Linked DNA regions of Homo sapiens: region 2 is linked to region 1. The links are chromatin loops, found by intact Hi-C in ENCODE. Cell type or tissue: A673. All regions are shown on one strand.

What was found. Hi-C counts contacts between places; a loop is a spot of excess contacts. Peaks named below come from ENCODE experiments on the same cell type or tissue, not always from the same donor. Only the 100,000 strongest peaks of a DNase experiment are listed, where the experiment ranks them.
Region 2: it touches region 1 in a loop (2.3-fold over the local background); 1 of 110 quality-filtered maps calls a loop at or near these places.

The regions. Positions count from the first base shown.
Region 1 is chr6:103,980,144-103,988,143 of GRCh38, reverse strand. No RefSeq gene overlaps it. Among named protein-coding and RNA genes, the nearest start is that of HACE1, 880 kb to the left of the region's middle. In A673, no CTCF peak of the experiment used is centred here; DNase peaks (open chromatin) are centred at 4,983 and 5,253; H3K4me3 peaks cover 536 bases.
Region 2 is chr6:103,866,320-103,874,319 of GRCh38, reverse strand. No RefSeq gene overlaps it. Among named protein-coding and RNA genes, the nearest start is that of HACE1, 990 kb to the left of the region's middle. RefSeq lists an enhancer at 1,197-1,744. In A673, no CTCF peak of the experiment used is centred here; DNase peaks (open chromatin) are centred at 1,859 and 3,129; H3K27ac peaks cover 1,337 bases.

The DNA of each region.
Region 1 (8,000 bases):
GTTTGTGAGGAGACTAATAAGAAATGCAACCAAAGAACAAATTTGCTTAGCTTAGGAAAAGAAAAGAACTATTCTTCCTTTGAGACTGAAAGGAAATCATAGCGATGAAGTCATTGGGGTATAACACAAGAAACTGGGGCGCTTTGGTTATGAGTGGAAGATGTAGAAATTTTATGGAGTAACGGGTTGAACATATAAATTTTTGAGAAAAAGCAGAAGACCAGGTGAGGATAAATAGCATAACTATATAGTGATATCAACCATTGAGTTTCATGACTTTCTAAAGCAACGATTAAAATCCAAGAGGCCATATTTACTTAATGAATATCTCATAAGTAAAGTAGTATTAAGTTACCTATAAATTAAAACTGGTATATTCTGGTGAAAATTAGTTTTACATTGTAAAACGTAACGTGTTATTTGCAGATGGCCAATTAAGACTGTCATTTTTCTCTATACTTTTCCTTAGAAGTTTTTCTTCTTATAGTCTGACTGCAGCTCTGATACTTACTCACTGGAAGGTTGTTCCAAAATGACCTCCCTCAATAATCCATGCACACCTTTACTTCTCTTAGTTAGCAATGTAAAACAATAGAATAAACAGAAACATAATGATGAATATAAACACTTTTAATAAACTACATTTTTAATGAAATTCAGACATTATTTATTCATCATGAAATGGTACTTAGATGTACAAAACAGCACTAGAACAAAGTATGAGGTGTAAGACATCAAATTATAAGTTACAGAAGGGATAAGTCACATTATATGACAGTGGTCAAGAAAAGTTTAAAGGAGAATACCTTTTGGCTTTAGAAATACATAGAATAAGAAATTATTAGCAAATTAGAGGTGGGAGAGATATATCTCTAGAACAATGCATAAACTAATTTGAAAAATGTTTATATAAGTAAAATGAATATTGCTGGAAAAATTGGTTGGCATTAGATTGTAGAGACTAATATTATTCATAAAATGAAGACAATAAATGTTAAGCAATGTTTGATGTATTCCAATTGGGGTGTTTGGATGATTGCTTTGGAATGGGAAGAGAATAGAGAAGAAGAGAACAGATGGAAGATATCATGATTCAGGTTCACATGAAATATCAACTGATCTGATCAGGCCAATGGCCTGACCAGGGAACTGAAAGAAAATGGGGAAAAATCATGTAAAAGAGATTTAAAAGAGAAAAAGAATTTTCTATTCATGAAGAAAATCATAAATAATGGCATGGGGGAATTAAAGTGATTGGTATATTTGAACAAGCATGCTGATATAAATAGAGTGTAGGTGAAGTGGCTGGAAATGAAGTTGGAAGAGGTAGTCAAAGCTAACATGCAAAAAGGTTATGTTAACTAACTTGAAATTTATCTTGCAGAAAATGGAGATTCAGTAAAGTTGTCTTAAGTAGAAGAATAGACAGAAGTAAGATTAAAGGAAAGTTTTGCAGCAGCACCAGCAGAGTACATACACTAAAGCATAAAGTTTGATCTGTATTTGGGAGATCATTCTGGAGGATGAAATCAAGAGCGCAAAAGAATAGAGGTTGTAGGGTAAAGGACTGTGATAAGAAGAGTGAAATATAACTGGTAAATTTTCTAGCGGTAGAAATTAAGATGCAGAATGTGGCCACCTGAGAAGTTAGATAAGTGAAAAGAATTGCTAAAGAATTTAAGAATTTATGATATACAGAATATATGATATGTGGTGAATAGTTTATAAGCATAGCCATTTTTGTTACCTCCCATTGTGGCAAAAATGACTGGGTGTCAGTGGATGGTGAACAAAATGGTTGAAAAATGTGGGATAGATGACCAGAGGAGGATGAGTTATTAAAGGAAGCTTTCAGAAGAATGGGCTGGAAATTGGCAACGGGGATCCAGGAGAATGCTGGATCTGATAAATGGGGTGTGGAGAAAATGAGAATCCTTTTAGAAGGATGTGAGGAAGGCGATATTATCAGAAATATGTCAAGAAGTGGACAGAGAATTTTAGCAGATGGTTACACCTGTAGAGGGATTTCTTGGCAATGCAAAATGAGAAAATCCTGAAGGCAATGAATCCTTTACCCATTTTTAAAAGGCATATTCCAAAACACATTTTGGTTCCAATTTCAGAGCCTAACAGATCCTCCGCCTCATACTTCAGATAACACCAGACACTCTAGAAAGAAGGGTTGGAAGATCAGCAGGTGAAGAGTTGGGCTGATTTGGAGGTAATCTGAGGAAAGTTAAGCAGGAGGGTGGAAGGACACCTGGAGGGTGGAGGGACAAATACAAATTTACAAATAATAGGCTTAATAAGATTTCCACCCCCTCCTTTTTCTCAGAGCATTTACTTTAGAAACGTTGTAAGTACTTTCCTCTCTCTTTGAAAATGTATATAAAACATTTTGAAGATGGCTTTTGTCAGCTTTGTGACCCAGTAGACCTGGGAACCAGCTCTTTGAAATGTAACTCCTGTCTCAGTTTCTGGGGGAGGATAGGATCCCAACTTCTGTGAGTGCATTGCTCTAAGTTGCAAAACTACCCAGGTCATAAAGATATGAGAAGTTTGTTTTTCCTCTGGATAAAGTCAATTAGCTAACATAGATGGTCACCCCAACTACCAGGTAAAGTTAGCATAAACTATGTGTCACAAATGGCACTGTCAGGCCTTCTTACTTGAGCACCAGTTATTATTTATCTTGAACACTTGTATGTAATGGGTTGTATGTACTTGACTATATAAAAAGGTGAATTTCTTTCTTCTTTGTAATCATGTAGTGGATTGCCTGTGATGCATATATCGCATTCTGGCTTAATGCTCATTCAATAACAAAAGTGTTTTTTCTCTCTGCTGCCTTTGTGGAGAGGATTTCTGGGTTGGGAGATTTTGTTTGTAATTATATTTCTCCAATAAGGATTGGGTAGGGATTGTTCATCAAAAGGACCTTAATGTAACTAACATACATCAAATCTCTAATTATTATTTTGGGTAATATTGTTACAGGAATTCTCTGTAACTTTCTTATCTAGGTATCTTGTCAGCAGTTGATAATTGTGACCCATGGAACTTGATTCAAGCATATGCATAGGTGGTAGCTGGACAAGGTTACTTCGAAGTTTCTTTGAGCACAAAGAGTCTATGATTTTCTCACGGTATAAGAAAGCCTGATTCAATCAACTTCTCCTATGCATTCATTAACACATTATGTACAAAATCTATTTATTAATGATTACTTTTGCATCAATAAATATTACTGTTGCTTATAGTAGTTCACTCTTATCTGAGGTTTCTTTTTCCACAGTTTCAGTTACCCATGCTCATTCCTGGTCTAAAATGTTAAAAAGAAAATTCCAGAAATAAACAATTTATAAGCTTGTTTGTTTGTTTTAGACAACATTTTAGAGGGTTTATTTCCTATCTCCCTAGAACTATATCCTTTAATCCACACTTGGGGATAATTGATGGCATTGTTCAGGAAGGTAGCTCAAATGGGTTGAAGCTGTCATTGTTTATCCAGGAAGATAGACAAGACACCAATTTTTTTTTGTTGTTGTTTTTTAATGCTGGGTTCCAGGGAACCAGCTCCTGCTGAATGGGGCCTGATAGAAATTCCAGATAGAACTCTCATGGATTCTGCTGAACCATAAAGTGCCACTTAACAGACAATTTGCACAGTCTGTTAACTGCTCCCATTAACTAAACTTCTTTTTTAGCTGTTGCAACTTTATCTCATCAAACTCTTATCTTCTTACTACACAGAGCAGCATTTTAAATGATACATTTTAGGAAAGAAGGAGGAGAGAAGGCGTTTCATGAATAACTGAAACCGGACAACAGCTAGGAAGATGCCTATCTGTTTCATGGCAATGGAGATCCAAACCCTGAATCTTGACTTATTCTAGGTCTGTCTGATCCTTTTCACCTATTTAGGACCTCTTACCACTGTCATATATTTGCAAAGTGACCCATGGTTCTTTTTCCAGGTGTCACTGTGAATGTCAAAACTTTTAAATTGCATGACCTTCTGAGTAGCGAGATGAAATCTCATGCAATCTTGCGCGGGAAGTGAATCATTCCTTTGTCCAGCCTGCTCACACTGTATGTATGACCTGCCCGCGTTAGTCACTTAGTTGTCATCTCCATCATCAGATAGAAAAAACATAGCATATATAGCGTTTGGTGCTATCTGAGGTTTCAGGGATCCACTGGGGATCTTGGATCCCTGTAGATAAGAGGGGATTATTGCACTAATACTTTAGGCCTAGTTTACATTTAGGATAACACAGGTAACATTTTTCTGTGTGTGCACCAGGTATCAAAAAAGAGATGGGGCAAGTTTTACATTTTGACTTTTGGTTACTGATTAAATCCCCTCCCAAATATTTTCATTGCCTATTTTGTCTCTCCTTGTAGTGTTTCTCTTCTTCCCCCTACCCTCCCCTTTTTTTTTTCTCTTGGAGTCTTTTCATTTCCCAATAATTTGTTACCTATCAAAAGAATGCTGGCATATTTCTTATATATATAGTTCCTTGGAAATTCATGCTAGTGTCTTTGCTTCCTTCTGGTTAGGGCTCCAGTTTCATTCTAATCACTATAACCTCTTTGGCATCATTCATTTTCTTAGAAGTCTCTCTATATGCATGCCAAACTAATGAGAAATACTTTCTCGATCTCTGTTAGCATGCATAAAATTCCTTAGTTCTTCTCCTCTTGTCCTCAAACATAGTTTCTGTTTATCTGGGCCTCCTGAGTTCTGGTAGACTCAGCAGCAATCCCTGACAAGGTAGGTACTGTGGAAAGCCTACTTGTTAAATAAAGAATTCCATGCCTCACGCCATCCTGCCCAGATGAACCACTATTTAATCTTCATTTGTTATTGGGTTGACAGCACTAAACAAAGAGTTCCTGCTTCACGAGATAGCTCTTAAAAATCATCTTAATTGACTGCTTTTGATACTGCACAGTAACTACATCCCCCAGACAAACTACTGGAGATGGAAGGATTACAATGAGAGTAGAACAGGAAATGTTTGCCGCCAGAACAATGAACATAATGAATGAAATATGGGACGGGTGCTGAAAGGCTTTTAGGTTATATCTTTTTGCGCTCAGAAAGATCTCTTGTTCATTTTCCACCTCTGGTTTAAGAAGGCAAAAAACAGTGGCCTCTTAACACTGTTTTTTGAGATGACCTTTCTGTCTTCAGTGTCTGGATAGAAAAATATAGCTCCCTGGAGCTAGAATCAAAAAAAAAAAAAAAAAAAAAAAAAAGCAGTAAAGCCCCCAGGCAGATAAGGCCTTGGACCATTATTTCCAGAAAGAATATAAACGGAAGTTCCAGAAATAACGTAAAGTCAGACATCATGAACTATTCATCACATCTGATTTAATGGGATCATTATAACTGGCATTCAGCATGCGTTAATAGCATCTAAGACACAGACGCTTTTTTTTTTTGACTGTTGAATGAATAATGGTTCATGATTTAGGTTTTCTTAATGACTCCTTAATATCAACTCTTTTGGCAAGAAAAGCTGGTCAGATGTATGACATTTATTTTATATTAGCAGCATGGAAAATGTGCATGTTTGTAATCAAGGTAGATTTTTACATTACATCTCTAATGATTTCTTATGAAAAGTAGATGGTTACAAGGAGTGCATCTCCAGCTTAAGTATCAAATGGCAGCGTATTAGCCAGTGATAGGAGAAAAAAATACAGATACTAAGATGGTATTGCAGATTTATAAAGCAAGCAAAAATCTTATACTTTTCAGAGTTCATCACTTTATAGAAACTTTTACAAGCTACAAATTCATGGGCCAGTATTTTTCTTCTGTTTGCAAGAAATCATGTTGTACAAAAAGAGCAGAGAGAAGCCATTCTTTTGTTCCACTGTCACCTATGACTTTCCCTAAAGGTATATTCTCTGTACTTTCTGGTGTGACATAAGAAGAAGACACACCATTTCCTTTGATATCTAGCCTTAAGGAAATTTCTAGATGAGCAATAATGTTGTGTCCCATCCCCTAAAGTTTTCCTGAGCCTCCTGATCTGGGATCCTATTAATTATAAGCCTCAATTTGTTGCTGACGTCAAAGGGACCTTCATGTACAGAAAGGCTCAGAGTGACATGACAAATAATCGACCAGACCAACAGAAGGGCTGGCTGGCACTTTTGCTGACAAGGTGTATTAGTTCGTTTTTATGCTGCTGATAAAGACATACCCGAGACCAGGCAATTTACAAAAGAAAGATTTAATTGGACTTACAGTTCCACATGGCTGAGGAGGCCTCACAATCATGGTGGAAGGCAAAGAGGAGTAAGTCACATCTTACATGGATGGCAGAAGGCAAAAAAAAAAAAAAAAAAAAAACTTGTTCAGGGAAACTCTGTCTTATAAAGCCATCAGATCTCATGAGAGTTATTCACTATCACGAAAACAGTGCAGGAAAGACCCACCCCCATAATTTGATCACCTCCCACCGGGTCCCTCCCACAACATGTGGGAATTCAAGATGAGATTTGGGTGGGGACACATCCAAACCATATCACATGGTGTGTATTGTTGATATAGGCGAGAGTTACTATGACAATATAGAATAATGAAATCTATGTAATTGGAAAAGGAACTAATTTAAACATTGTGTTCCACTCCCCAGCTCAAATTGTAAAACACAGACACATCTACTTTTGAATGCTTCAATTAAATGTTTTGGACTGCCATATAGCTTCTGTTGAAAATACTCCCTTTTCTTCCCTCTCGTCATTCCTCTTATGATAATCTTGAGTCCTCCAGGGTTTTTACAACTATCTTTTGGATGTATTATACAAATTTGCACTCTTGCTCCCCAGTATTTCCAACTCTGTATTTCAGTGGCTTCTACCAGAGAAAAAGGAACATTACCTTAGTATTTCCGTGTTGGAAGGGATCAGCTCATTTTCCCCGTGTCTCTTTTCTCTCAAAACTTTCTGCGTGTTTCTTGCTGGCTCCTTTTTCCAGCCCACATTTTCACTAGCTGTAACCAAGGTACATATATGCTTTCCAAAAGGAGACCCCTTTCATTACTTTGACCTCACAGTCAAAGTAATCCCATGATTAGCATAGCTTTTACATCCTGTCCCCCTGCAATGACCCTGCTATGGATGTATGGATCTAGGCTGTTGTTCAGTATTGCAGTTATGATCATCAATTTTATATGTAATCTCACTTGATTTCTTTCTATTGACTGTAAAATATTTATTAGTAATTATTCCCTTGAGTACTTTACAGATGAGCAAATGGAGGGAAGAAATATTGGAATGTGCTCAATAGTGCTAAAAACTAGGTGAAGATAATAATTATCTGTGGAGCTTTTTGAACAGTACTTTGGGTTCTTTTTTAATAAATAGAACTCAGGAATTGGTGCTTTTAACAAGTGCTTCAGGTGGTTCCGGTGCAGCTGGTTACAAAACCTACATTTGGGAACCTCAATCAGACAACACAATTGGTTGTAACCATGGAAACGATGTTATCCATATTTCTTTTTCTAGTTCACTTTAGTAATTGCCATTACAATTCAAAATTAGCTTCCAATCGAGAACAACGGTGTTATTTTCAGAAGTGTTAAAATGAGAACATATATTTTTTCTCAAGGCAGTTTTCCTTCATGTAGAAAAATGAATAAATCAGGACCCTTGTAGTTATGCTCTACTTGAAAAATTTGAGCAGGTTTGCTATTTCATGCCTGGGTTTCTTTTCATTTTTAAGTTTTTGATATTATAGGTCAAGTGTCATAGTAATCCATGTTTCTGTCCATGACTAAATTAAATTAACTTCAGAAGAACAGTCAGTGTTATTCTCAAACCTCAGCATTAACACCATTTCTCATCCGAATGGACATGCATGTCAATACTAGGGTAAGGAGGCTTAATTATATTTTGTACACTTTTATATTAATATTTATTAATACTAATAGAGCTAATTTTAATCTAATGCAAATCTAATTTTACTCTAATCTAATATT
Region 2 (8,000 bases), 110 kb after region 1:
GTCTTTGTGGATAGGTTTTCTGTGTTGGGAGGTAATTTTTCTTTTAATTATATTTCTCCAACTATGTGAAATAGACAATCATATTTCTAAAGATTCAGGATATTGTTAATTCTATGGGATGTATTAAAAGAAAAAGAAATCCAAGATCATTTAAAAAAATTTCTTACCCGGGAGGCAGAGGTTGCAGTGAGCTGAGATCGTGCCACTGCACTCCAGCCTAGCGACAGAGTGAGACTCCATCTAAAAAAACAAAAAAGTTCTTTAACAGCTCCTTTTTAAAAATGAAATAATTTTGCTATAATGTGTATTTTGTGTGTGTATGTGTGTGTGTTCTGGTATGTACTATTAATTGCATGATCTCTGAGAAGAGGATCTGTGCTTAGACTTTGATAAATAGAGCTAGTACCTACAAGCTTGTTTATTCCACTTGGTACCCTAAATCCTTCTTTGTGCATTGGGTATTTATAATCTAATAAATGCCAAGAAACATTTGGAGAATAGTCTAATTATTTTGGTGTTTCTTGTTCGCTTACATGCCTTGTTTGTATTTTTCTGGGGTAAATTTATGCTAAAAATAATCTTTAGAGTATATGCTGTAATTTAGCTCCAGGAACAGATGTGGTTTCTAAATTTGGGATGCAGTGTTCCTCAGGCTATCCCTCTGTGTGGTCTTTGAGACTTTAGTAGTAGCAATAATCATAGTTCATCTGACTCTGATAGTTTTTATGTTTTTATATAGCCCCAAATGTACATTACATGACCTATTTGATGGCAGGAATTTTTTCTACTTAGTAATATGAATATAAAACAACAATGACAAAAAAATTAACAGGAAATAAAAATCAAATAGTGGTAAGTTAACTTACTGAGGTTTTGTATTTATTCTTATTCTGAAAGAATGCAACTTTTTTTTTCCTAAAATAAATATAAATAAATCAAATCTCTTTGGCTTGATATTATTACTATGGGGAAGCATTGATTAAGACTGGAATAATTTGAAATAAACTGTCCTGAAATTTATATTCAGGGACAACAGAAGTCAACAAAGGGAAGATAATGTGCAAGTACATGTATATATAAAAGATCCAAATTAATATAATAACTGTTCTCTGGTTCTCTATAAGACCATTAACTAATATTTAGTCCTTATAGTAAGCAACAGTGAATACTATATTTACAAGGTAAAAATAAATAACAGTGAATTAATAAATTTAAACAAAATTAAAGGAAGCAACTTATTTTAATGTATTGTAGAGGTGAGATCCCTGATTTGTCTGGATTAATTTCTGAAGTTTTAGTGGCCTCTGTACTGTCTATGGGGATGTAATGCTTTCCTTCCTCAGGCAAAATTTCATAAAAACAAAGGCATTTCTAAACAGCTGCCTGATTTTGGACTGCTGCTGACCAATATTAGGAAAGAGCTGTTGTTCCTAATCAGAACAGACATTGGTCTCTTTCTCATGCAAATTTTTACTTCTAACAGCACTTTGAGTCACAATTCAGCCAAGGATTGGTCCTGATTGTATGGGGTTGCTAGGAAACACCCTTCTGTGAATGCAGGTTTTAAGATACTTTTTCACAGTGCAAATTTTTTACAATGATGGATATTAAATTTAAGATGATGTGTGAATTAAACAGTTTCATAAAATTGAAGATAAAAGGTTTTGGTTCCTCAGAAAATATATAAATAATTTCTGGCTTAATTTTTAATCTAAAATTTCTACACTTCAATATTGAAGAAATGAAATTTCCTCTATATGGCAGTGTTTTGCTGTGTATCCACAAACGTGAAAGGATATTAATTAGCATGTTGTTAGAGTGTAAGAGACTTTAATAGCCTAACTGGAAGGGCGCCCACATGTCCCTGGAAAATTACAAGCTGCAACTCACAAGCTATAACTGATAACCAGATGGATAAGTATGGAGTTAATGTTATTTCTTCTGGGACCAGAATGTCAAAATGAATATCTAATTAGGCTACTGAATAACTTTAGGAACACACAACAAAAATAAATCAAGGAGCAGTTTTAAGAACAATAAGAATAGGCCAAAGCTATCTTAATATTAAAATAAAAATCAAAGGAGTGAAGCTTTGGAATTATTGAATATAGAGCAAATATAATATTGACTACTATACTTATTTAAATAGGTTAGGTGAAATTTATTTAACTCTCATTCGATTTTTAAAGCTGATTTATAAATTGGTGAAATAGCATGGCTACAAATTATATAAAGATAAAAGTATCTTTAGAGAAGCTGGAACAATTGGCTAAGCAGAAAGTCTTTTTTTAAGAAAAATATACTTTTGATGTTTCTTTGAATTCTATAAAAAAACATTTATTTGAAATTATATCAATAAATATTTATTACTTGCTGTAGGGATAGAGGTGAACAAAATCTCTCTGTGCTCTAAAATCATAAAAAATATTGTTGACAGTTGGAGTAACTTGTAGAATTAATGTCTAGAGGCCTCTAATTTTGTACAATAATTTTAGGAATTTCAAGTGCATGTGTGTGTATGTTCATAAAATAAATGTATTATTATTTTTTAAGAGATTTATTTTTTATTCACCTCTTGATTTTAATTGTCTTTGAGGCTAAAGATAAAATTGGTCAATAACACAAATGTCTGTTACCAGTTTTAACTAACCAATTGAAGAATCTCGAGACAACAAACAAGTATGTTTACTCATTTCAATGCACAATTTGTACCATCATTTCTTGTTCAATGGAGAGCTTCGGGTACAGACACACAAATATACACCTAGATAGGTAGATGTTTTTTAAATGGATAATAATCTCCAAAAAGGAATTTTTCAGATGAAAAAGAGGATAATGAGATTTTACTTGAGACTTCCAAATGAGATAGTCTGAACATTTGGTTGAAAGCCAGTACACTATTGTGGCTAATGGCTTGGACTTTAGAATTATCCAAAACTGGGTTTAAATCTGTGATCCACTAATTAATGTTGTTATGCCTTTGTGAAAATACTTATCTCTCAAATAATCAGTTTCCTCGTCAGCAAATTGGGTAAATAGTATCTCTGCCATAGAGATCCCATAAAAGTTAAATGAAAAATGAACATAAATTACTTAGGAAATTGTTTACTTCCTGGTAAGCATGCCATGACTGCCAATTATTATGATCTGGCTTACATAATTATGAGCTAAAGCTGAAAATATACAGGAAGTTGGGTAATCTGCATTGCCGCCATGGCATGCTTTCTTCAAAGCATTATTGTTTCCTTACTCTTTATAATCTGTACTTTGGTTCTTTTTACTTCTGTTGTCTTTCTGTCAGTTTCTTGTTCATATCCTTAAATATTAAGTTGGCCTTACTGTGGAAAATAACTAGCTGCAAAAACTGAGCATTGCTGCTTTGAAAGCCATATCTGAAGCAAGCTAGAATCCAAGTGGGTGGGAAGAGCTTCGGACAGAGATGCTGTTCTCAGAAGGGCTCAGCCAAGCTGAAGAGAAATTCCAAGAAAAGTTTATGTTAGAGGAGGCTCACATGGGGTTGGGTGGGAATGGCCTGATTCTGAAAGCACTGCCATGCTCAGTTGTCCTCTAACAGCCACCCAGAGGAAGTGTGGCCCTGACAAAACGTGAGAGTTGAAGGCTCTTAGCAGCAGGTGAAGGGTGATCTGAGTCTTGGTAAGCCACCATGGGAAGCCTTCTACTTAAAGTCTTCCCAGCTTTCATCACAGAATAGCAATAACAAACCAATAATATATACTTCAGCATTCCTGACCAGTTTTGATAGGGAAGCAAAACTTCAAACTCACCACCAGTCATTTTTATACCAAGATTCCAAGTGATAGGAATTTTCTCAAGTATTTGCAGTTGATTCCTTTCTCTGGATCAATATTTAAAAAACATATATGGCTTTATGCCAGAACTCTCCCTTGATGGCTGATATAGTAAATGATCATTTCTTTTTCTTTTTGGTAAACCTAGATATGACTGTTGAGTTCTTCTCAATATAGGACATCCGTTAGATTAGATTACCAGTTGGATCTGTTGTATGAGATGAAACCTATCAGCTATTGTCACACAAGATATTCTAAAATATATTCCTTAAATCAAACAAGTGGAGAGCTGTACACCTGACCCTTACACTTTTATTGATTGATTGCTGCATGAATGGGTGGGTGGACTGATGGATGGATAGATGAATTTATATATTGATGATAAAAATTTGTATGAATATAGTAACTCACAGTTTAGCAGAGAATAAAGACTAGCAAACTGGTCAGGGCAATACAGGGTGAAAGATACCATACTATGCAAGTAAAACAGAATCTATAAATATGTAAAAGAGGCAGCTAACTCAAATTATGGCACCTGGGGAGATTTCCAGGAGAAAATGACATCTAAAATAAATATTAAAGTGCAGTTTAGTCAGACAAAGCTATAGGTGGGGTCAGGGATATTTCAAGCCAAAGAAACTTCAAGTGTAAGTGACTAAAATGAAGATGAGTAAGACAGACTACTGCTTGTTTATTGGAAGGTATTTTTGAAAGCCTTGTTATACTCTGTGTAAACAGATATCATGCATAATTGAATGATTACCACAAGAAAAACATCATATAGCAAAACTACGGAAATTTTTTTATTCAAATATTTTAAAATTCATAGAATGACTGATAAAATCACAAAAACTGCAGCAGTGGAATTAGAGTCCTCTGTGGAACTTCATTTTAATGTAAGAGAACAAGAGTTGAGGTTAAAAACCTGGACTTGGGCTGAGCATGGTAGCTCACGCCTGTAATCCCAGCACTTTGGGAGGCCAAGCTGGGTGGATCACTTGAGGTCAGGAGTTGGAGACCAGCCTGACCAATATAGTGAAACCCTGTCTCTACTAAAAATACAAAAGTCAGCCAGGTGTGGTGGCATGCACCTGTAGTCCCAACTACTTGGGAGGCTGAGACAGGAGAATTGCTTGAACCCAGGAGGTGGAGGTTGCAGTGAGCCAAGATCACGCCACTGCACTCCAACCTGGGCGGAAAACAACCAACCAACCAACCAACCTAGATTTGCCTCTCAGCTCTGCTGCTTATTGAGTACCAGATCGCTCACTCTCTCTGAACCTCTGCTTCCTCACTGATTATCTCACCCTGTCACTAAGAAACATAAGAAACCCCCATAGGGGAAAGCCGGTCACCTTGAAGGCAGGCAGGGGGGAGCCAGGAACCAGCTTGTGCCCAGAAAGAGTTAAGCTGCTGTCCCTGAAGGGACAGCCAGCCATGCAGCTGTGCAGGGGAGCGGCTGGAGCAAGCAGCCAAGACAGAGCAAACAGTGTGGGAGAGCTGCTGATGAGAGAGCTGCTGAATAAAACCATATTCACCTGCCTATGGCCTGATGAGTGTTCTTTCAGCTATCCATCGCCTATCCACCCACTCCCCTTAGACCTCAGCTGGGGCTCAAACCTGACCCTGGGTATGACATTTGGTGTAGTGGTGAACCTGACAATAGCCATGGAGTAAAATTTATAGATCTTAGAGAAGGTGAGATGTTAGATACCTAAAGAAGCATGCTGAAGCTAAAAGACTTTAACACCGATTAATAGTATTGAGACTGATATGGTTCAGGTCTGTTTCCCCACCCAAATCTCATCTTGAATTGTAATCCCCACCTGTTGAGGGAGGGACCTGTAATCCCCCACCATGTGTGGAGGGAGGGAGGTGATTGGATCAAGGGGTAGTTCCCCCCATGCTATTCTTGTGACAGTGAGTGAGTTCTTACAAGATCTGATGGTTTTGTAAGTGTTTGAAAGATCCTACTTCACACACTCTCTCTCCAGCTGCCTTGTGAAGAAAGTGCCTGCTTCCCCTTCTGCCATGATTGTAAGTTTCCTGAGGCCTCCCCAGGCGTGTGGAACTATGAGTCAATTAAGCCTTTTTCCTTTATAAATTACACAGTCTGGGATGTGTCTTTATAGCAGTGTGAAAACAGACTAATACAAAGACTTTGGCTCAAAGGCTCCTTTTATTTCCCTGCTCACATCTAGGATATATTCTATTGAAGTACCCTTCCAGGCTTGGCAAATATGCATTATATTAACAGTTAGCATTGTTAATTAACGCTCTTCAGCTGAGTTCTCCTTTGATTCAGCATATGCTATCTTTACCCCATCTGATCTAACTCTGTATATCTCAAGTATTGGCTTACCTAAGCTTAGTTTTCCTAAATACTGCCATAATTCACTTGTCACAGGGAGACTTAGTATTTATTTCATTACCCATAGAAAAGACTTGGAGGTAACCAAGTTCTGAGCAAGTGACCTTTCCATTTGGACAACTATGGTGAAGAAAATGGTGGTCCCATTGCAGAGGCTGCACAGACCCGCAGATATTTCCATGACAGCAAGAGCGGAAGTGAGATCTCCTCACCTAGGGAACCACACTGAATGCTCACCAGGCTGAGGCCGAGCACAAGCCACACCAGCAAGATTGGCAGTGCCTAGGAAGACAAAGGATATTGCAGTGGATACCAGAAGAACCAAACATCATATGTTCTCACTCATAAATGGGAGCCAAATTATGAAGATGCAAAGCCATAAGAATGATACAGTGGACTTCGGGGACTCCGGGGAAAGGGTGGCAGAGGGGTGAGGGATAAAAGACTACAAATTTGATTCAGTTTATACCGATCAGGTGATGGGTGCACCAAAATCTCACAAATCACCACTAAAGAACTTACTCGTAACCAGATAGCACTTGTTTCCCAAAAACCTATAGAAATAATTTTTTCAAAAAAAGAGTCTTTCACATGTCAACATCCTTGTTCATAGAGATACTATGTTGAGAAAGAAAAGAATAGAAGAGAAAATATTTTAGATCTTAAGAATTATAGCAACAATATTGTTTGAATTTTGGAATCAGTTACTGGGTTAGGCTAAGTCTGTTTTTCTTTTTCCCTCTCCTGTTTCTGTACTATGATGGAGGCTGAGAAGCAGATCAGAGCAGTTTTGGTGAATAAAGAAAGTACATTTTCTCAAATGACATTTGACTTCATTTTCATTATGAATAATTTCACAGCCTTTCCATACTAATCAGAAAAAGCTTATACTGTCATTGCTAAGAATGGTGTACTCAATTTTTTTTTTTAAGATGGAGGAGTCTTGCTCTGTCCAGGCTGGAGTGCAGTGGCGCGACCTCGGCTCACTGCAAGCTCCGCCTCGTGGATTCATGCCATTCTCCTGCTTCAGCCTCCCAAGTAGCTGGGACTACAGGCGCCCGCCACCACGCCCGGCTAATTTTTTTTGTATTTTTAGTAGAGACGGGGTTTCACCATGTTAGCGAGGATGGTCTCGATCTTCTGACCTCATGATCCGCCCGCCTTGGCCTCCCAAAGTGCTGGGATTACAGGCGTGAGCCACTGCGCCCTGCCGGTGTACTCACTTTTGAAACCTGATAGTCATAAAGTTAGAATGTACTTGAAGTCTAGACTTATATTGTAATTTAAGAAATCATCATGTGAATAGCAGAGCAGAAAACTATATTCTCTAATTCTCTATTTAAAGGACTCACTATCTTCTGTATAATTCTGAGGATATTAATTACAGTTTTTTTAAGAATTTCATTTTCTTCAAAGAAATAAAAAACATATAGATATCTGTCATTATTAAAATTACAGCCATTAAAAATCTTAAAAACAGATTATATACATTAAAATTTAGGGTTATATTAACAATCTGGAATATATAACAATTATAGAAGCATTAGAACAGAAAACATTGTTACATAATTAAGATCTTTCCTTCTCATACAAAGAAAAGAGAAACTCATCAATTAAAGAAGAAAAAAGACTGTTAGGTCAAAATTAAGCTAAAAGATTACAAAGTAACTAAAATATTTGAATAGAAAATTACTGGCAAAAATACATCTGAAAAAAATGCAAATAACTATAAAGGCTAATTTATAATCATGCAGACAAGAGTTAACAGGCCTGACTACTGTCTTCTGCAACGGCTGCTTAACAAGGTTGGCCCTTGGCTG